Linked DNA regions of Homo sapiens: region 1 is linked to region 2. A link is a loop called in an ENCODE intact Hi-C map of the cell type or tissue named here. Cell type or tissue: PC-9. All regions are shown on one strand.

Region 1 (8,000 bases), 54 kb after region 2:
CCCTGGCATTAGATCAGCCTTGGCAGGTTCTGAGTCTTTTTTTTTTTTTTTTTTTTTTTTTTAGACGGAGTCTCGCTCTGTCTCCCAGGCTGGAGTGCAGTGGTGCGATCTCCGCTCGCTGCAACCTCCACCTCCCAGGTTCAAGCAATTCTCCTACCTCAGCCTCCCAAGTAGCTGGGATCACAGGCGCCCACTACCATACCTGGCTAATTTTTACATTTTTAGTAGAGACGGGGTTTCACCATGTTGGCCAGGCTGGTCTTGAACTCCTGACAAGTGGTCCACCCACCTCGCCCTCCCACAGTGCTGAGATTACAGACATGAGCCACGATGCCCAGCAGGTTCTGATCTTGACTGGACCCCTTTTTAGCTGAGTGACTTTGAGCAAACTTTTCATCTTTCTGATAATTTTGTGTGCATGGAAAAGATGACTTAGCATTGGTCACATGCCCTATTCCAAGGATGGTGTTTGAGCTCCAAAGAGCAGGCCACCTGCCAGAGGACCCGTATTTTTTGGGGACAGGGATGAGAATGGGCAAGAAGAGAGCAGATGTAGGCTGGGAGCCTTGAGAACGGGAGAGGAAAGAGGTTTCAAGACATTTTTCTCTAGATTGTGAACATAATTGCACTTTGGTTCCCCCTAGAACAAATTTAAGAAGGACCTAAATTGCTTTTCAAGGCTATTTTAGGAAGTGAACTTGGATCTGACTTTGTTTTTTTTCTTCCTGGGCCTGTGCGGAGGTGGACCATGGGTGCCCATCTTTATTTGGGTTACAAAAATGTGAAGGGGGTGCAGAGGAACAGCGGGAAGAGAGCAGCCCTCCAAAGCATCCCTCTCTGCCCCACCCCAGCCACAATCCTTGGGCCTGGGGACAGTGCTCATGCCCCCACGTGAATCGCTTCCCCACAGACACTCTGACAGGAGGCCGGGGAAGTTTGCTTCCTGTTTTCTGGGGGCAGGGCGGGAGGCAGACAGGGGTGACTGGAGGTGCATGTCCATGACAGGTGGCAGCTGCTTTCCATCCCCAGTGCATCCTGCCATGAGAGCACCTACATCCCAGCCCTGCCCCTGCCACCTAAGATCTCTTCTTACAAGAAGCAGTGCCACCTTTAAAATGTTTCAAATGGTCAGGCCGGGTGCAATGGCTCCCACTTGTAATCCCAGTACTTTGGGAGGCTGAGGAGAGCAGATTGCTTGAGCTCAGGAGTTCGAGACCAGGCTGGGCAACACGACGAAACCCCATCTCTACCAAAAATACAAAAACTTAACCAGGTATGGTGGCGCACACCTGTGGTCCCAGCTACTCTGGAGGCTGAGGTGGGAGGATCACTTAAGCCTGGAGGTGGGAGGCTGCAGCAAGCCAAAATCATGCCACCGCACTCCAGTGTGGGTGACGGAGCAAGACCCCATCTCAAAAAAAAAGTTTCAGATGGTCATAGGTGTGAAAGTATATAATGTAAATAAAATGTTTTAAAAAACAATATTTTTAAAAGTTGTAGCATAGAAGTGATGGCACCAAGCTGCCTTAGTTGAAACCAAATCCTGGCTGTGCCGATTAAAAATGGTGAGGCAGGCTGGGCACAGTGGCTCACGCCTGTCATCCCAGCACTTTGGGAGGCTGAGGCTGAGGCTGGAGGATCACTTGAGCCCAGGAGTTTGAGACCAGCCTAGGCAACATAGTGAGACCTCATCTCTACAAAAAAATTTAAAAAATTAGCTGGGTGTGGTGGCATGTGCCTGTAGTCCCAGCTACTCAGGAGGCTGTGGGGGAGGATCGCTTGGGCTGGGGAGGCAGTAAGCCATGATCACACCACTGCACTCCAGCCTGGGTGACAGAATAAGACCCCATGTCAAAAAAAAAAAAAAAGAAAGGAAGGAAGAAAGGCGAGGCAAGCTCCTCAACCCTCTGGGCTTCAGTGTCATCGCCTGCAGAGTGCTGGCCATGGACACTTCAGGGACTCACAGTGAAGACAGCCCTTGGCCATGTGGCAGGCACATGGCAAACGCTGCTAACCGGGGCCATAGTGATTCACTTTCACAGCAGGGCTGGGAGCTGTGGCTGCACGTGCACGTGAACACATGTGGGTAAATGCTCCCGTCTCTCAGTGTTCCCAGCCCTTCTGCACAGAAGGTCGGGTGAGTCAAAAGGAGAATAATCGGTGATCATAATGATAGGAAACGATCGAGTTTGGGGATTGTCTCCTCCTCCTCGGGCTCGGCTGAGGATAAAGCAGTGCAGTCGGAGTCTGCCCAAGCTGCTGCTATAACAGGCTGGGGACTTAAACAACAGAAGTGCGTTTCTCGCAGCTGTGGAGGCTGGAAGCCTGAGATCAAGGGGTCGGCAGGGTTGGTTCCTTCTGATGCCTCTCTTCTTGGCTTGTCATTTCCTCCCTGCCTCATATGGTCGTCTTTCTGTGCCTGCATCCTAATCTTTTTTTTTTCTTTTGAGACAGGGTCTCGCCCAGTCACCTAGGCTGGAGTGCAGTGGCGCAATCTCCGCTCGCTGCAGCCCCCACCTCCCGGGTTCAAGCAATTCTCCCACCTCAGCCTCCCAAGTAGCTGGGATTACAGGTGTGTGCCACCACGCTTGACTAATTTTTGTATTTTTAATAGAGATGGGGTTTCACCATGTTGGCCAGGCTGGTCTTGAACCCTTGACCTCAGGTGATCCACCCATATTGGCCTCCCAAAGTGCTGGGATTACAGGCATGAGCCACTGCACCTGGCCCTAATCTTCTCTTCTTATAAGGGCACAGTCACATTGGGTTAGGGCCCACCCAGTGACCTCATTTAACCTTAGTCACCTCTGTAAAGACCCTGGGTCCAAACCCAGTCACATTCTGAGGTACTGCTGGTTAGGACTTCAAGATGTGAAGTCACATTCTGAGGCAAGGACACAACTCAGCCAGGACAAGAGCCACTTCCCCAACCATAAAAGTGTCACCCAGGGCAGTGGGCTTTTCTACCTGACCCAACACAGCCAATTTAAGCTGGAATGGAATTAAAGTGTTGTAATTCACGTGAAAAGTCATGGAAAACGGCACTGCAGTAAGGCATTGGCTACGGAAACATCACAAGATTGAATAAAGACCTGCTTTGCATCAACGCACATCATGGCACGTTCTCATTGTGGGAAAATGTGGTTTAATGAGGGAGACACGGGGAGGGGCAGAAGACCTCAGGGAGATTCCAAAGAGGATTCCCAAGCAGGTGCATTCACGGGCATTGGTGAAAGGCAGCAGGGGCTTGTCATCCCGCTTCTGAAAAATGGGCAACTCTCCACTGATGCCTGTGTTCCCCCATGGGGGAGAGTGGGGGTGGAGAGGGCAGGACCGCCAAACCAGCCTGCCGGGGAAGGTGGGGGACAAGGGCAGGAGTGCAGCCTGGGCCTGCTTCCTGAGGCCAACAGATGCCACCCCTGCAATCCCAGCACTTTGGGAGGTCGAAGTGGGCAGATCGCCTGAGGCCAGGAGTTTGAGATCAGCCTGGGCAACACAGTGAGATCCTGTCCCTACTAAAAAAATTTTTTAAAATTGAGAGAGAGACAGATGTCTGCCGGCCAGCCTCACACAGCGGGCCAGGCCGGAGAAAGCAATGGAGGAACAGAAAGGCCCTGAGCCCCTATGAAGGGGCCCATCCCTGACCTCTGCTCTCCTAGTCTTCATCAGCCTGGAGGTTATGTCCATTTTGCAGTTAAGGAGATTGAGGCACAGGCAGGTGACAACACATGCCCAGTGTCCCTGAGCGCGGGTACTAGAGCCGGAATTGGAAGCCAGCTCTCCGACTCCAGGGCCCCCAGTTCGCTAATGAGTCTCTGCTGCCCTCAGCACAGGAGAGGGTACAACCATCAGGAGCTGGGATTGGAGGAGGGGAGGGCAAGGGAGGCTGTCTGCCTCCAGCCACGTGTGCACTCAGGTGACTCACACCTGAGTGTTTGCAACTCCGGGTACCATAAACCCAGTGGGCCACCCTCTGTGTGACTCATGCCCCCTCCTGCCCAAGTTCTCCCGGGGCCACCCCTGCCCTGGAGGAGTGCCCAACACAGCAGCTGTCATGGCCGATCTCCTGGGAAACCCACCTGGCAGAGCCCAGCCCAGGGAGCCCCACGGGATGCTCTGGTTCTCCTCAGCACTCTCTCTGGCCGATCAGGTTCAAGGACAGCTCTCAGTCTTACCCGGGAGAAGAAACTGGGGCACCTCCTGTTTTCTCCGCTCTGCGTCTCAGCAGGGTTTGCTGAAAGGAGAGCTGCGTCTGCAAGTCCTGCACCTGTTTTGTAAGCCTCACCTGTGCTTCCTGGGGATGGAGTCCTGCCCTGGCCCGCTGTTCCCCAGGAAGGCTGGCAAGCTCAGCCCCCCAGCCAGGACAAGTTGTGGGAAAACCCTGGGAACATAAGGCCACCCAGCTGAGTGAGGAATCTCTGTGTGTCCCCAGAGCACAGCTCAGTCCCCAGCCCATCACAAGCTGGCCCCACGGGCAGAGCACCCTCCCACAGCCCCACTGCCCCTGCTGTCACGTTCCTGCAGCCCTGCAGCCCACCCAAGACTGCCAGGGGACCCTCCTTTCCTCCCAGCCCCCTGATTTTTAATTAAAAAACAATGATTTCCCAAACTGGTACCAATAAGCAGTGAATTCCTGTTGACGAGTTTGGAGGGGACTTTCCTAGTTCATAGAGTCCACGGTTTTAAAAAGATCACTGCTGTCTAGTTTTCCGGTCCTGGCCCCGTGGAAGGTCACGCGCAGCTGAAAATAATTTTCTGGATCAGGAAACAGGCCAGACTGACGCGTGCCCAGGCGGTTCCCTTGCTGGCCGTGGAAGACATCTGGCGGACACCTGGCTGCAGAGGCTCGACTTGGAGTCCAGCTGGGGCTCAACTAGGCTCGCTGGAGGGCAGGGGACCCTGGAAAGAAAACAGGGGCGCAGCTTGCCCTGTGGACCCGGGGCTGCCCAGCGCGATGACACGGGACCGCACGGCCCGCAGGACCCCAGACGCCCGCTAGGGGCGCGCGCGAGCCAGGGGAGCCACGAGGGCCCTGCGGGGAGCGAGCCCGGCAGCCCCGCCCAGGACGCCATGAGTTCTCCTGCTCTTACTCCCCTCCCTTTTTTTCTATCTTTTGTTTTTCTTCTTTTCTTTTCTTTTCTTTTCTTTTCTTTTCTTTTCTTTTCTTTTCTTTTCTTTTCTTTTCTTTTCTTTTCTTTTCTCTCTCTTCTCCTTTTTTTCCCTTTCCTTTCCTTTTTCTCCTTTTCTTTTAAACAAAAAGCATAGTCACATGTACAGCACAGAACAGCCAAAGAACATCTAATGCCTAGCACGTGGTACTGAAAAAAACTATTCATTGGCGTCATTAATTGTAAATAAATGTGACATACACTTCATCAGCCAATCCTCTATTGTTAGACATGAAGCTTGTTACCAATTTCCCCCTATTTCTTGTCACCTTCTTTTATTATACAAGTACATTGTAGAAAACACAGGTAAAAAAGGCCGGGCGCGGTGGCTCACACTTGTAATCCCAGTACTTTGGGGGCCAAGGCGGGCAGATCGCGAGGTCAGGAGATCGAGACCAGACTGGCCAACACGGTGAAATCTCGTCTCTACTAAAAACACAAAAATTACCTGGGCATGGTGGCATGCGCCATGTAGCCTGTAATCCCAGCTACGCGGGAGGCTGAGGCAGGAGAATCGTTTGAACCCTGGAAGCCGAGGTTGCCGTGAGCCGAGATTGCGCCATTGCACTCCAGTGCAGACAGAGCGAAACTCGGTCTCAAAAAACAAAGCAAAAAGAATAAAAAGCAAATGCAGGTAAACAAACCGTCTTAATTCCAACCATTCAGATAATCTTTAACATACATTTTGGCATTAATTTATACTTAAGTACATAGATGATAGACAGATAGATGCTTGTATTAAAAAAAAAAAAGGGGGGGCTTGCTGGGCGCGGTGGCTACACCTGTAATCCCAGCACTCTGGGAGGCTGAAGTGGGCAGATCACTTGAGTTCAGGAGTTCGAGACCAACCTAGCCAATATGATGAAACCCCGTCTCTACTAAAAATGCAAAAATTAGCTGGGTCTGGTGGTGCATGCCTGTAGTCCCATCTACTCAGGAGGCTGAGGTGAGAGAATCGCTGGAACCCAGGAGGCAGAATTCGCAGTGAGCCAAGATTGTGACACTGCACTGCAGCCTGGGCAACAGAGGGAGACTCTGTTTCAAAAATAATAATAATTATTAATTAATTAATTAAAATGGCCTCATACTCTTTTGTAAATGGCTTTATCAATTTAAAAATTACTTTTTTTAGAAAATGACTACACATTTTTTATAAGCTCTGAAGGGCAGGGGTTTCATCTGTTTGTTTACATTTTTATTAATTACTTTTTTTTTGAGACAGAGTCTCACTCTGTCACCCTGGCTGGAGTGCAGTGGCACTATCTCGGCTCACTGCAACCTCCACCTCCCGGGTTCATGCAATTCTCCTGCCTCAGCCTCCCAAGTAGCTGGGATTATAGGCGCCTGCCACCACGCCCGGCTAACTTTCGTATTTTTAGTAGAGACAGGGTTTCACCTTCTTGGCCAGGCTGGTTTCCAACTCCTGACCTCAAGCGATCCGCCCGCCTTGGACTCCCAAAGTGCTGGGATTACAGGTGTGAGCCACTGTGCCTGGCCTGTTTTGTTTATTGCTATTTATAAATAACGCTCTGATGTGCACTTCCATAATACAAATGTTTAGAAATAGAATATTTGGGTCAAGGAGATCCCTAGGCTCTGCGTAGCTGTTGCCATATCCCTCGCGCATGTTTGCATCTCCCCGACACACCAGTATTGATGCAAGTTTCTGCTTACTCCAGTACTTTAGCCAGAACTTTAGCCAGAACTGGGTATTAACTTTAACAGCTGGATCAGGAAAAGATGCTCCCAACTGCAGTTTTCATTACACACATCTGATTACAGCAAGGCCAATGTTTTCCCCACGGGTGTGGTCATAGGAAGTCTTCTTTGGTGAATTACTGCACAGGCCTGTGGCCCATGTATAAGTTATGACACTCTTCATAACAGCAGTCTGCCCCCGCAAGTTTAGGAACTTATGCACAAAAGGCCCCTGTTTTCTTGAGTATTTTCGCATGCATATTCATAAGCCAGTCTGTAGTCATTTTGCAGGGAAGGAGTCTATTTTGATCAGGCTAATTGTTTTGTATTTTTAGTAGAGATGGGGTTTCACCATGTTGGCCAGGTTGGTTTCAAACTCCTGGACTCAAATGATCCACCCACCTCGGCCTCCCAAAGTGCTGGGATTATAAGCGTGAGCCACCTCGCCTGGTCAAGAATGTATATTCTACCTCACACCATATGTGAAAATTAACTTGAAATGGGTCAAAGGCCTAGATGTAAGTTTAAAACTCTTAGAAGGAAACATAGGTATAAATCTTCATGACCTTGGGTCAGGCAATGGTTTCTTAAGTATGAAACCACAAGCACAAGCCACAAAAGGAACAAATAGATAAATTGGACTTCATCAAAACTTAAAACTTTTTTGCATCAAATGACTCCATCAAGAGAGTATTTCTGTGCAGCTGCTGAGGCAGAAAGAAAAAGAAAGTAAAAAGGCCAGGTGCAGTGGCTCACACCTGTAATCCCAGCACTTTGGGAGGCCGAGGCAGGCAGATTGCTTGAGCTCAGGGGTTTGAGACCAGCCTTGGTAACATGGTGAAACCCCATATCTACAAAAAATACAAAAATTAACCGGGCGTGGTAATGTGTGCTTGTAGTCTTAGCTACTCGGGAGGCTGAGGTGGATCACCTAAGCCCTGGAGGCGGAGGTTGCAGTGAGCCAAGATTACTCCATTGCATTCCAGCCTGGATGACAGAGTGAGACCCTGTCTCAAAAAAAAAAAATTATATATATATATATATATATATATATATATATATATGCCAGCACTCCTCAAAACTGTCAAGATCATAAAAACAAAAGAAGTCTGAAAAACTGTCACAGCCAAGAGG
Region 2 (8,000 bases):
CTCTGGAGGAGACAGTTGTGAGAGGGAAGCGGGGGAGGTGGATGGATGAGGGAATGCCGGGAAAGCGCTGCACCGTTTCTCCTGGAAACACCCATCTGCCACCTCACACACGGGACACACAGGGTCAGGACTCTCACACACGTGGGACACCCAGGGTCAGGACTCGGAGGGGGCAAAGGACAGGGGTGCAGAGCAGCCTGCTACAGTAGGGTGTCCTACACAACCCAGGGCAGCTCCCCCAGAGGATGATCCCACACCAAATGTCCATAGTGCCAGGGTGGGGCAGCCCTGCTGCATGTCAACCATGTAGACATGTGGTGCTACTTAAATGCAGCAGGAAATAAACAGGAGACCACGGAGCACAGCCCTGAGGAGCAGCGGCAGCACAGTCCAGAGGGCAGAGGGCAAGGACGGTTGTGCAAAGGCCCTGCTTTGGAAGTTCCTGGAAGCCTTTTTGACTGAAGCATGGTGGGGAAGAGGGCTTTGAGCCGAAGCTGGTGCTGGAGGAAAGACCCATTCTCTAAGCATTCAGATCTCATTCCTAGGGCAGTGGGAAAACCTTGAAGGACATTAAAGGGGGTGACAGGACAGAAGGTGTGGTTTAAAGGAGCCCTCAGCTGTGGCCCCCAGCATGGGCAGGAGGCCAGGCAAGGATAGGAGTGGGAGGGTTCCAGGGAGTCCTGGAGGCGAAAGTGATGGACTCCAGTCCCTGGGCCTGGATGCAGGAAGTGAGGCAGCGCTGAGGAATGAAGAACAGCACCTGGCAGAGCTCCTGGGGGAGTAGGGAGGGCAGGGCAGGGGAGAAGAGAGGAGAGGAGGGGAGGGGAGAGCAGGGGAGAGGAGAGGAGGGGAGGGCAGGGGAGAAGAGAGGAGGGGAGGGGAGGGCAGGGGAGTAGAGAGGAGAGTGCAGGGGAGGGGAGATGACACCCCAGGCCACAGCCAGGGCTGCCAGGAAACATGGGAGCCCCAGGCAAACTGGAATTTCAGATAAACAAGAAGCATAAGCCTGTCTCATACAGTATCGGGAACATGCCTCAAAAACCACCGTTTCTCTGAGATGCAGATTTCGCAGGGCCTCCTGTCATTTGCTGCACCTGGCAGCCCCGTCCTCAGCAGCCACATGGGGTTCAGCGTTCCCCTTGGATTCTGAGGGGTGATGGTACGTAGACAGGAGTCTATGCAAATCAAGGGTTCAGAAAGAGGTATGGCCAAGAGAGGTGTTTCTGGCGGCAGCAGGGCCTGGCCTATGTCAAATCCTTGCTTGGAGGGGTGACCGGTGAGAGTGGGTAGAAACAGGCCCAGGCTCCTTGTGAGAGGCCAGAGAGGACGGCCAGGGAGGACAGAGAAGGAAACGGGCCCCAGGCACCACTGGGCACCTTGACATGATTGGTGGTGGAGGGAGGCAGATGGCAGGGTCCTTTGCAGGAGAGGCAGCGGCGAAAGCTGCCCTTAGGAGGCAGCGAGGAGGTGAAACCAGAGAGCATGCCTGTGTAGGTTTCCTCCAGTGCCTTATGGTTCTAAACACACAAACCTTTGATGCATCTGGAATTTACCTTAATTTCCTAGCAATTTTTATCAATGGCTCAATATTTGGGGGATTTTCATGGTAATTGCACTGAATGTATTAACTGGTCAGGGAGGATTACATCAAGACCACCGGCTCGAGAAACAGCAGTCTGTTCCTCCACCCCCACGTCTGCATCCAGGCCCTTCCACAGAGATCTCATTTCTCCTGCAGATGACTCATTCAGTGTCTAGGAATCCGGTGCTCTGTGGCCACTACCGAGAGTGGGATATTTTCCCCCATTTTATTTTCTAGCTGGTCATCGCTGGGCTAAGAGGAAGCTCCTCTTCTGTGTGTTTCTTTTGTGACTGTTGTCACCCTGTGCCTGTTTTTTATTTTAGTTTTTTTGCTTCCTGCTTGGTTCTTCAGGCCAGTCATAAGGTCACCCGTAACCTAGGGTGGTCCTACCACCTCTTAACAATTTTCCCTGTTTTGTTCTCCAGTCGTACTGTGTTGGAGAGTGACTCACTGCTGAGTAGGGGAGTGACAGCAGCTGCCTTCCTTTGCTGCTGGCGATGGCAATACAAGTGACCCTTGAACAACGCAGGGGTGGGGCGCCGAACCCCCACATGGTCAGAAATTCGAGTGTAGCTCTTGACTCCCCCAAAGCTTAACGACAGCCTACTATTGAGCAGAGGCCTTACTGATAACATTATCTGTGAGTTAACCCATATTTTGTATGTTACATGTATGTATACTGTATTCTTTTTTTTTTTTCTTTTTTTGAGACTGAGTCTCCCTCTTTTGCCCAGGCTGTAGTACAGTGGTGCGATCTTGGCTCACCACAACCTCCAACTCCCGGGTTCAAGTGTTTCTCCTGCCTCAGCCTCCCCAGTAGCTCAGATTATAGGTGCCCGCTACCATGCCCGGCAAATTTTTGTATTTTTGGTAGAGACGGGGTTTCACTATCTTGGCCAGGCTGGTCTCAAACTCCCAACCTCAAGTGATCCATGCATCTTGGCTTCCCGAAGTGCTGGGATTACAGGCGTGAGCCACTGTGCCCAGCCTATACTGTATTCTTATAATGAAGTAAGCTAGAGAAAAGAAAGTGTTATTAAGAAAATTAGACCCAGCATGGTATCTCACGCCTGTAATCCTTGCATTTTGGGAGGCCAAGGTGGGAGGATCGCTTGAGTCCAGGGGGTGGAGGTTGCAATGAACCAAGATCACACCACTGCAATCCAGCGTGGGCAATAGAGTGAGATCCCATCTCAAAAAAACCCACAGAAAATATATATACTTTTCATTAAGTGTAAGTGGATCATCCTAAGGTCTTCATGTTGAGGAGGCCAAGAAGGAGGAGCAAGAGGAGGGGTTGGTCTTGCTGTCTCAGTGGCGGCAGCGGCAGAAGAAAAGCTTCATGTAGGTGATCCACACAGTTCAGAGCCATGTGGTCAAGAGTTAACACCTTAAACCTTCTGTCTTTCTCCTTTGGGGCCAGATGCTTTTTTATTGTATTTTTGTGGGGGTGGGGGTGGGAGAGGGATGGAGAATGCATCTTCTTCCCGTGTGTAAAGTAAGCTTTTGTCCTGTGAAGGAAGAACCGTTCGATGTGACACAACAACCTGCCCAGCTGGACATTGTCTCAGTGCTGGCAGGCCGCTGGCACTGGCGAGGCTGTGACACAGGAGAAGTGGTCAGAGGCTGCGAACCTACCGTGTTTCTGGGATGAATGGAGCGTTTCCTCATTCCTGTGCAGCCTTTCGGCAGTCTCAGGTGTCTGTTGGCCACTGTTTGTTCTGAGTGTGGCTTCGTTCTTCCTGAGTGAGCTTGCTCTGTACTTTACCTTGGGAGTTTTATTACCAGCATTGGGTTTTCTTCCCAAGATACAGGTTGTGGACCCTTATTCTTTCCCTGTGTGCTAGGATAGTCAGGATGATGGAAATAAGCAGTTCCTTGAAGATCTAGAGGGTCTTCATTTTCACCTGCAAAACCACCGGGGCCAGGCTCCTTTTCATGGTGTAGAAAATTGGCAACCTTTTCAGTATCTTTCTGGTGTTAATTGGTCCCCTTGGGTTTTCTGTCTTTTTTTTTTTTTTTTGGATGGAGTCTTGCTCTGTCGCCCAGGCTGGAGTGCAGTGGAGCGATGTCAGCTCACTGCAACCTCCACCTCCCAAGTTCAAGTGATTCTCCTGCCTCAGTCTCTCAGGTAGCTGGGATTACTGGTGCCTGCCACCATGTCCAGCTAATTTTTGTATTTTTAGTAGAGATAGGGTTTCACCATGTTGGCCAGGCTGCTCTCGAACTCCTGGCCTTCGGTGATCCACCCACCTCAGCCTCTCAAAGTGCTGGGATTACAGGCATGAGCCACTGTGCCTGGCTGGGGTTTTCTGTGTCTTGTAGCAGTGATGTTGTTTTACATTTTCCTCTGAAGTTGTTCATTTTATCCACATATCATTATGTGAACAATTATTTTTCTAATTCCCTCTACATCTGTGAACATCTGTCCTTTTTAGTGCAATTTTGTGAATTTGTATTTTCATGTTATTTCTTGATCAGAATGGACAGTGGTTAATCTGTGATTGGTCTCTTCCCCACTGATTCCCTCCCCCCACCAAAAAAAAAAAACAAAAAAAAAAAAACAGTTCCTGAGTTTACTTACTCTACACTTTTTCTTGAATGCCTAACGCATTTCTTTTTGTTCTTTGCTGGCGTGGGAATGAAACGTCATCGGTTCTCTGCTTGGCAGCTTGGCTGGATCCCCTGAGTTTGCCTCTGCCTTGTGCTCATGGTTGATATTTTCTGGATTCTCTGTATTTGTGGTTTCTGTTTCCTCTTTAGCACGTGAATTGTTTGGAAGCAAGTTTTTACAAATCTCAGGGGCTCCGGCTTTTTGGTTTCTCTCCCGATACTCATTGCTAGTTTTATTGCACTGTGGTCGGGGGCAGAGCGGGAACCACAACCATGACTTAGTGTGCATTGCGGGTTCTTTCTTGGTCTTACAAATTTTTCGTGTTGTAAATGGCCCGTAAGCCCGTGGGAGGAGTGTGGCGTTTTTATGTATCCATCCCGGTCATCATATTAAATTTAATACTTAGGGCCTCCGTATCCCTATTTTCATCTTCTCCATCCATGCGCATTGTGTGAAAACCCTGCACTGCGTTTGTGATCCTGCCTGCTTTCCCTGGGCACGTGTTGCTGCGTGTTCACGCAGGGGAGAGGATGGGGAATTCCATATGTGACCCTGCCAGTCACAGCTGCATGGTGACTTCTTATAGCTCTGTCCCAGTCATTGCTTTTTTAATTTTAATTGCGGTAAAGTATACACCACATAAAATGTACCATCTTACCTATTTTTAAGTGTACAGTTCTATGCCACTAAGCACACTCACGCTGCTGTACAACCATCGCCACTATCCATCCCTAGAAGTTTTTTCATTTTGCAAAACTGAAACTCTGTCCCAGTTAAACACTAACCCCCTGCTGATTTACCACCTCCCCCAGCCCCTGGGACCCACGATTCTACTTTCTGTCTCTGACTACTCTAGGAACCTGTATTAGTGGAATCATACAGCATTTGTGACTGGCTCATTTCACTTAAGGTTCTTCCATGTCGTAGTGTGAATCAGAATTTCCTTCCTTTTGAAGGCCAAATAATATTCCACTGTTATGGATAGACCACACTGTGTTTATCCATTCATCCATGGACACGTGGGTTGCTTCCACTTCTGGCTGTTGTGAATCAGGCTGCTGTGAACATGGGTGTTCAGATATCTCTGTGAGACCCTGCTTCCAGTTCCTTTGGGCATATACCCAGGGCATATACCCCGGATCATTAGGTGGTTCTGTGTTTAATGTTTTGAGGAGCCGCCACAGCGTTTCCGCAGTGGCTGTGGCATCGTGCGTTCCCACCAGCAGTGCACAAGGCTCTGGTTCTCAGGGGCCGTGTGAGGCCACCTCTGCCATGCTGCAGGCTCCCCAGCACGCAGTGGGGAACCCAACCTTGGAGAGCCGAGCCGGGGAAGAAAAAGCGTCTCCACAGCCTTGGCAACACTTGTGATTTTGTTTTCGATGGTAGCCGTTCTAACGGGATTGAGGAGCCATTCGTTACTTCACAGGTGGACAGCAGCAGCTTTGTCGGGGACAACATTGTGGTTTCTCGTTGTCTAGTCTTTTGTCTGTGTCATGTCCCGCCACCCACCTTTTGGATGTTCCCCGGAGTCACTTAGCTCTTTGACCTGGTTTAACATCTGGTTTTCTTGTGGATTTTAATGTTGTTTACCAAATCCCAGGGCCTGCCCCGAGGGCCTGGTGACCCTGGGCAGGCCATTTCCCGTCCTGTGCAACTCTGATCTGCAGGATGGGGTGGTGTGGGAGCACCCATGTCCCTGCCTGAGGACTCTCCAGGCCTCCGTGGGGGCGGTAGCAGGGCCTGGCCCATGCGGCGCGCTGGTGCTGCTCACCCGCCTTTCTGGCTTTAAGAAGTATGCTTGGAGCTCATCTAACATCTTATTTTCCATTTTCTGTTTCTTAATACTTACAGAGGCTTCCGACTTTTTCTCCAGGTCTGTATTTTCCTTGTTCTTCTCTGGTAATTTGGAAGGTAGACAGTCAGTTTTTAGTTCAACCTGTGTTTTATTTTATGACTTAAAAAAATGAGGATTTCTTGGCTTGTCAACTTCAGAAATGAAGAGTGCCGGTTGACAATGTGTAGAGTTTTACTGAATGGCAGTCGGGGGCAGGACCAAGGCTGGGGAGGAGGATGGAGGGTACTGTGTGCAGTCAGGGGTCTCCCACCAGGTTCCTAAGGTTGGAGGTGAGGCTGGAGGCTGCCACAGTTATCCAAGTGAGGACTCGGAAGGGCCTGGGCATTTCCAGTAAGAGTGAGCAACACGGATGCAAGAGAGGGACAAAGAACTGTGCACAGCAACCCCATCCAGCACAAAGCAGGCACTTCGTGGGGGTAGAGGCTCTGAGCCCGAGAGAGGGGACAGTGGGCTGGAATGCAGTGCTTTGCTGTCTTTGAGGACCAAAATCAGATGACAGGTGGAGGAGAATCTACTTGGTGGAGGCTTTGGCGGGGTAAGCGGCTGTGTGGGTGGGAGAGGAACAACCCGGCCCTGGCCCACGGCCCCGAGGACCTTTCCTCTTCTCGCAACCGCCCCTGCACTGGCTGCTCAGAGGTGTCAGTGGATGGCGGGAGTTTCTCAGCCTGGACTTGAGAAGTTGGAATGAGAGGGTCTTGCCAGAGAAAGGAGAGCACCTTGGGGCTTCAGCCAGCTGACCCCTAGAGAGACAGGACTTTAGACAGAGCAGGGGCAGGGAGAGGAGGAGCTCAGACAGCTGAGTGCTTTCACTCTAGAGGATGTCAAGTTTGACCTGGAGGGAAGCAATGGGGAGATATCCCAGCCACACAGGAAACGCCAGGCCATGGTTGACACCTCACGCAGGCACTCGCATGCCTGAAACGGACCAGGCCATGCAGGGAGCAGATGCTCACCGGGGACAGAGGCCTCGCAACCCACCAGGGACAGATCGTGGCAACTGAAGGGGCCCTGTTCAGGAGAGCTAGATGTCAGGGAGGCAGCAGCAGGCGTTCCTATGGGCTGGGGAGCTCTGGGTTCCTCCACCGCCCCCCGACCCCAACTCCCTTGGGCCCTGGGCACTTCTACCCTCTGGGACAGTCGTCCCCAACTCTCTTGGTCCTGCCCCCGCCAGTAAAATAATCTGGACACGCTCCTCCAGGATTTGCTTATAAATTAGACCCCTGTGCCACTGCGCTATGTGTTCTAAAATGTATGCAAAAATAGGCTTCTTTAAGCCCAGGAAGTCAAGGCTGCAGCGAGCCAAGAGAGCGCCAGTGCACTCCAACCTAGGCAGCAGAGTGAGACCCTGTCTCCAAAAAAGGAAGAAAGAAAACCACTAGATACGGTGATGGTTGTACACCTTAGTGAATTTACTAACAATCATTGAATTGTCTATGTAAAATGGGTGAATTTGTGGTATATAAATTATACTTCAATAAAGGCGTGTTTTAGAAGAGAAAAAATATAGGCTTCTTTGAAAGGAGGGATGCTGAGAATAGTTTACTACAGTCACGACCATCTTTCCACCCTCCTGCGATGGTATCGTCCATGCCTTAAGGATGTTAGGGGTTCTTAGCGGGGGCTTCAGGATTGAGTATGGATCGAGCCTGCGCTTAGATGGACGATGCCAGCCCCTCAGCCAAGGAGGGCCTGGCACGGGGAGGAGAGGCGGCTCGGCAGCCTATTCTCGGCCTGCCCTGGTGCTGCCGGGGGCACCTCGTGCTCTATCCAGTCCATGCCCCTTTGCCAAAGTCGTCCACTCAGTGACGGTGATGATGGCCACACATCCACTCTCCCAGGGCCCCTGTGCTCTTGGGCATTAGTGTGGGGTGGCCAGGTGACTGCCCAGGTCGTGGGACTCACGCGTGCCCAGTGAGAGCCCCCGAAGCCTCTCCTGGGAAGCCTGAGGG

Evidence for each region. A loop is a pair of places that touch in the nucleus more often than their neighbours do. Peaks named below come from ENCODE experiments on the same cell type or tissue, not always from the same donor. Only the 100,000 strongest peaks of a DNase experiment are listed, where the experiment ranks them.
Region 1: a loop joins it to region 2, with 2.9 times the contacts of the local background. A loop is called at or near these places in 23 of 110 quality-filtered maps.

Annotation. Positions count from the first base shown.
Region 1 is chr2:237,918,824-237,926,823 of GRCh38, forward strand. It overlaps LOC105373960 (a long non-coding RNA gene), which reads right to left. Exons shown (of 3, transcript XR_924046.3): 2 at 4,617-4,899; 3 at 4,063-4,234. Among named protein-coding and RNA genes, the nearest start is that of UBE2F-SCLY, 44 kb to the right of the region's middle. RefSeq lists a silencer at 4,900-5,109. In PC-9, no CTCF peak of the experiment used is centred here; a DNase peak (open chromatin) is centred at 3,968.
Region 2 is chr2:237,864,458-237,872,457 of GRCh38, forward strand. The region is part of intron 1 of RAMP1 (receptor activity modifying protein 1); the gene reads left to right. It overlaps LOC124900521 (small nucleolar RNA SNORD55/SNORD39), which reads left to right and starts at 5,447; the gene lies at 5,447-5,525. In PC-9, no CTCF peak of the experiment used is centred here; DNase peaks (open chromatin) are centred at 714, 1,044, 1,984 and 3,214; H3K4me3 peaks cover 1,540 bases; H3K27ac peaks cover 4,842 bases.